Regions from separate parts of the Mus musculus genome. Here region 2 is linked to region 1. The links are chromatin loops, found by intact Hi-C in ENCODE. Cell type or tissue: left cerebral cortex. All regions are shown on one strand. Each heading gives the region's core, and the rest is flanking DNA. Links, peaks and the distances in the headings are about the cores only. Region 1 holds the start of Nek3 (NIMA (never in mitosis gene a)-related expressed kinase 3). Region 2 overlaps Atp7b (ATPase, Cu++ transporting, beta polypeptide).

Evidence for each region. Peaks named below come from ENCODE experiments on the same cell type or tissue, not always from the same donor. Only the 100,000 strongest peaks of a DNase experiment are listed, where the experiment ranks them.
Region 2: it touches region 1 in a loop (2.0-fold over the local background); 1 of 42 quality-filtered maps calls a loop at or near these places.

Annotation. Positions count from the first base shown.
Region 1 is chr8:22,164,948-22,167,860 of GRCm38, reverse strand. Nek3 (NIMA (never in mitosis gene a)-related expressed kinase 3) reads left to right here and starts at 1,426. Exons shown (of 16, transcript NM_011848.4): 1 at 1,426-1,483. In left cerebral cortex, for the core only: CTCF peaks have their summits at 221 and 1,345 (motif pointing right); DNase peaks (open chromatin) are centred at 1,381 and 1,638; H3K4me3 peaks cover 1,274 bases; H3K27ac peaks cover 1,010 bases.
Region 2 is chr8:22,007,992-22,010,904 of GRCm38, reverse strand. All of the region lies in intron 12 of Atp7b (ATPase, Cu++ transporting, beta polypeptide), which reads left to right. Among named protein-coding and RNA genes, the nearest start is that of Ccdc70, 39 kb to the right of the region's middle. In left cerebral cortex, for the core only: no CTCF peak of the experiment used is centred there; a DNase peak (open chromatin) is centred at 1,310.

The DNA.
Region 1 (2,913 bases), core at 197-2,696:
AGCTTCCTGTCTGCGAAGCATGAACTGTGGATGAACTACATGCTCGCCCGTAACTCCATCCTTGGATGTTGCGGCTGGACTGTTCTCCACCACAGGTGGTCTGTACCACACCCACTTTTCCCCCGGTATCTTCTTTCTTTTGTTTAATTCCCACCCATTGAGATTTATTTATTTTTATGTGCATGTATATCTATGCACCACATGAGTGCAGTACCCTCAGAAGCCAGAAGAAGGTGTGAGGCCCCTTGGAGAAACTGACAGTTGTAAGCTGCCACAGGGAGCTGGGAATTGAACCTGGGTCTGTCCTTCCCTCCAGGGATTTCCAAAACCAAGTCATTTTTGGTTGTCAAGCTAGTGGTTCACACACGTAATCCCAGCAGAGGTGGCAGACCTGTGCTTTCCAGGCTGGTCTAGCCTTCGTAATGAAAACTATCTCCAAAAATAAAACAGATGGGGAGACAGCATAGTGAGTACCGGCATCAGTTGGTGGACAGAGAGAGCCCCGAGACACAACAGCCCCAGCAAAGAATCAAGAGTCCCAAATGTGGACAGTGCTGCAGCTGAGGAACCCTGATAGATTCCTCTCCTCTCCTCTCTCAATGCTACTTAATGACTTACACTGCCTGATAAACCACCTATTCCAGCAATTGACTTGTAGGTTTCCAGTGTCCCTTTCTACCCTGCCTCCCGCCCCCTCAGGGTCTAGTTCCCTGCTTCCCTGCTGTACATTTGACTGTAGCCTGGTTGGCCATTGGACCCTCTGCCTAACATCTTGGGGGTGTCTGGGTCTGCTGTCCTGTGATTTGAATTTCTTCTACAAACATTAGTTCCATCTGGGATCAGTAGGGAAGGGGAGAAGGGGAGGGTGGGGTGAACAGTCTCGTCAGTTGAGGCCAGATTTTGGTCTCATTCCTGCCTTTTGTTCCTTTATTCTGCACCCCTAAATGTTAACACTTGAGACAGTCCTGACTTGCCTACCAGGAACTTGCTCTGTAAACTAGGTTGGCGTCCAATTCTGGATCTCCTGCCTCAGCTTTCCGAATGCAGGGATTACAGACATCCTACCACGTCCTGGTACAACTAGAATCTTAATAACTTTCTGCTATTTCCGGGAAGAAATACACATTTCAGAATGAGATGCATTATTTTGGGGTGGTGCATTATTTTGTTTTTCACTTTTTCCAAAGTCATACAGTAAATGCTAGCAGTGTCCCTGTGGAATTTATGTTTGTTGTCTGTCTGCCTAATCTGGAGCAATAACTCAAATTACTGGGGGCACCGGTTCAAAACGTTAGCAATATCCTACCGCAAGGTGGCAAAACAGCTTTAAAACAGCTCTTTGGGGCTCAGCTACTCAGAGAACAGCGCCTAGGGCCAGACCTCAACAGTTTCCTCTGCCCACAGCTAGGGGCACGCCCCGCCCACGCCCCGCCCACTTCCCAGGCCTCGCAAGGAGCGGAGAAGCGACGCACGCCGCTGGGAGGTGGGTGAAGGGAGCTGTACGGGTCGGCCGCGGTGGAGAGAGGAGCGGGTGGAGCCTCTTGCCCCCCCCCCCCCCGCCCCCTAAGCCGCCGGTCGGCGCTCGCCCGCTGCGGGGCGACGGCCAAATGTGGGCGCATCACTCAGCCCGTAGGCTGTGCGCCCCAGTCGCTGAGTTCGGTGCGCGCATGCGCGTCGGAGACTGCTCGTGCGGCTGAAGCGGAGCAGCTTCGGGAGGGTGGGTGTTTTGGTAGGGAAAGGTTGGTGGGTCTCCAGGGTGTGTGTCCTGGGATCTCTGTCTAAACTGACCCCGCTTCTGGGCACTTGCAAATCACTTTAGGCTCTTTTAAACAATTGGTTTATCTTTATTAAAGGCGTATTTGTTTATAAACACTGGAAGGAACCCATCAGCTTTCGCCACACCTAGTGTAATAAGGCTTGTGTTTATGGGTGTAATACTGGCTATCGAACACATGGAGATTAAAAATACTAACTTGATTTTTCAGTCAAGGAAAGCCTGGTTGCTCATCAGTCATTTTGATAGCATAGGTAAAAGTCCTCAGGCACCAGGAACAGGAAAAAAGCAATTGAAACCAGAGACCACTTAAGACCCCTGTGAAGACCAGTGTGAAGGGCTTGGTTGTTTTCTTCTAGGTTTTTATTGGTTGGGGGGGGGGGGGAGCGGTGGGGGGACAGCCCCCATTTGTAGCCCTGGCTGGCCTGAAACCCATGGTGTGAATTAGTTGACTTTGGACTTAGCAGTGGTTACAGGCTGTGATTCACCAACTTCTGCCTCCTGAGTGTCATAGGTCTGTTACTTGTGTCTGGGTGTGTTCAAATGCCTCACTCCTGGAAACACGGCGTTGGATTTGGTTATATGGAGGATTTGTTGCTATAGTCTCCTGGTAACTCTGTGATAGACTGGAAAGCAAACTGGAAGGCACAGTCTATTTGTTTGGCTAGTTTTTGAGACAGTGGCTGGCCTGAGACCCATGGCGATCATCTTGCCTCTGCCTCTTAAGTGCTAATCTTACAGGTGTTGACTACCCAACCCCAGCTACGGACTAGAAGCTTTGCAGGTCCTAGCAGGGTTTGATCTTCGATGTTTGTACTACATCTTGTGCTCTACATTTTACAGCTTGTGGGTGGTTTAAATAAATAAATAAATAAAAACAATTTAGCTTTGTGAACGGAAAAAAATCAAGTAATTCATGCCAGTATTTTTCCTGTGATGAAAAAAGTGTATGAGTTCTAAGTGTAGGCGTCTCCCACAACTTCTATCCCACCCGTGTAGTCCAGGGTCTTTAACATGTTAGGCAAGCAGCTACCTCGGGTCTTCCTGAGACTGTGTCTCTTGTGTAATTGCTTCTTGTGTATATAGCTTATGTGCCAGAAAAAGTGTATTAAAAATCATGCTGCTTTTGTGGGGGAGAC
Region 2 (2,913 bases), core at 211-2,710, 160 kb after region 1:
TGGTCTTAGTTAGGGTTTTACTGCTGTGAACAGACACCATGACCCAGGCAACTCTTATAAGGACAAGATTTAATTGGGGCTAGCCTATGTTAAGAGCTTCAGTCTATTATCATCAAAGCAGGAGCATGGCAGCATCCAGGCAGGCGTGGTGCAGGAGGAGCTGAGGGTTCTACATCTTCATCTGAAGGCCACTAGAAGTCTCACTTCTAGGGAGCTCAGATGAAGGTCTTAAAGCCCACACCCACAGTTACACACTTCCTCCAACAAGGACATACCTCCAAATAGTGCCACTCCCTAGGCCAAGCATATGTTAACTACCACACCCCATTCCCTGGCCCCTATAGGCTTGTTTAAACATATGAGTCTATGGGGGGCCATACCTAAACATAGCACAATAAATAAGTACATTTAGTCCAATATCCAAAATCCCCAGTCTATAGCAGTCTCAACCATGTTAATAGTCCAAAGTTCAGAGTCTCTTCTGAGATTCATCTAATGACTTAACTATAATCCCTAAAGCAAGACAGGAGACCAGCTGGGTAAACTCCAAACTCTGCATCTCCATGTCTGATGTCAAAGCAGTTCTCAGATCTCTACTCCCTTTTCATCTTTGTTGACTGCAACAAACTTCTTTCTCCTGGGCTGGTTCCACTCCCTGTTAGCAGCTTTCCTCAGCAGATAGCCCACAGCTCTGGCATCTAGAAAATCTTGGGGTCTCCAAGGCAAACTTCAACGTTTCAATGTCTGGATCCATACATGATTTTCTGGGCTCCTTCAAAGGGCTGGTATCTCTTCTCCAGCTATGTCCTTTGTAGCACTCTAAGCTCAGGTTGATCCACTCCACTGTCGCTGCTGTTCTTGGTGGTCATCCCATGATACTGGCATCTCCAATACACTGGGGTCTTCCACTGCAACTAGGTTTCACCAATAGCCTCTCATAGTCTTTCTTTGTGGGGTCAAGACTCAAATTCTTTGCATGACCCCTTCACTCCTAGGCTTTCAACTGCAGCTCAGGCTGCATCTCCACCCATGGCCTTCCCTGGACTCTCACAGTGCCGAACCTCAGCTGCTCTCCATGACCCCTTCATGCTTTCAAAACCAGTACCACCTGGGTGATTCTTACACATTATCAAGTCCAGCTGCAGCACGAGGTACAACCTTGGCTATCTCTGGAACACAGCTTCTTTGTGCTCTCTGAAAACACTTCCCAGAAGGTTTCACTTCTGTGATACTGGTCTCTTGTTATTCATGGCTAATTTCTTGGCTCCAGCTAACGAGCATCTGTTGTCCCAGTAGTCCCTTCTATTCTGGACTCTAAATTTAGAACTACACGGCCAAAGCTGCTGAGTTCTGCTGCTTGCTGGGGCTGGAACATGGCCCCTCTTATTCTGTTGCTGACTTTCTGTTTCTGAACTCCCTTACTGCCAGAGCTTGGCTGGCCTGGAATTTTCTCTGTAAACTTGCTCTGTATAGATTGACCTTGAACTCAGAGATCTGAGTTCCATGACCAAGGTAGCTCTTAGAAGGACAACATTTAATTGAGGCTGGCTAGCAGGTTCAGAGGTTCAGTCCATTGTCATCAAGGCAGGAACATGGCAGCATCCAGGCAGACATGGTGCAGGAGGGGCTGAGAGTTCTGCATCTTCATCTGAAGGCTGCTAGCAGAAGACTGGCTTCCAGGCAGCTAGGATGAGGGTCTTAAAGCCCACACCCACTGTGACACACCTACAAGGCCACACCCCCTAATAGTGCTACTACCTAGGCCAAACATATTCAAACTACCACATTATTTTATTTTATTTGCTTCTTTTATTTATTATCAGTACAATCTCAGTCATGGTGGGTTAATCAGACTACTTCTGAAGGTCCTTATTGAGGTTGCTGGTTGAGGGTCACCCAGTATGTACCAGGCCCCGAGTTTCATCATGGGCACGGGTATCCACATATAGGAATTCCCTTTCTACTCAGAGATAATTTTCATGACATCATTTGACTCCCCAGTTGGAATGCTCCAAGGATTTGCAAAATGCCATTTATTGGCCATTACTGAGTTTAAGACAAATGTTATAGAAAAGAGACCACAGTTTTGATGGCGCAGTACTACACTAGATCTTAGGGAGAAAATGTATTTTTGCCACTTAACTCCACAAATCCCAGATCTAATATCCTGCCTTGTCAATCAATAACGCTTCCCAGTGTGACTGAAAGGATATATATCACCGTAGGTAAAGATTTTCGATAATTAAACATTTATTCAATAGCTGAAGAAGACAATCTTAGGAAATACTGTTTTTATTAAACTTCAAAAATATCAATGGAAAATATGGTGTATCCTCAGAAAATTTTCTGCTTAAGAAATAGGAACTAATTCTCAAGAACACTTAGCAGTGTTTGAAGCCATTGTGGTTTTCATGAATGGGGTGCTGCATAGGTCTGACACTTGGAGGCCAGGTCAGGACCCCACAGTTAAGTAGTGCCAGGGCCGACCAGCCAATAAGCCATCAGTGCCACCGGCTTCCCAGTGAGTGGGGCGCTTTTCATCTTATCTCATCTTACCTCATGCCAGTGCTTTGTTAGTTTAGAGTCATGGCATGAAGAACTAAAGATGGAGCCCGTTTCTTCTGTGAAAATAGTGTCTGCTGGTAGATGAAGGTGTATCAGACGTGGTGTGCCATTTACTAACACGTCACTTTCTCCCTCAGTCTGTGTATTTTAAGTTGAGAAAGTCTGAGTAAGTCCTTTGTGGCATCCAAGAGCCCCTGGTGCTCAAAAGTGACCTGGGCATTGTCTCTAGGATGGCCAGTGGCTAGGCCAAGCCTGACTGCCAAGGTTCCAGCCACATACGTAGCAGAAGAAGGACTTGTTGGACATCAGTGGGAGGGAAGGCCCTTGGTCCTGTGAAGGCTGGATGCC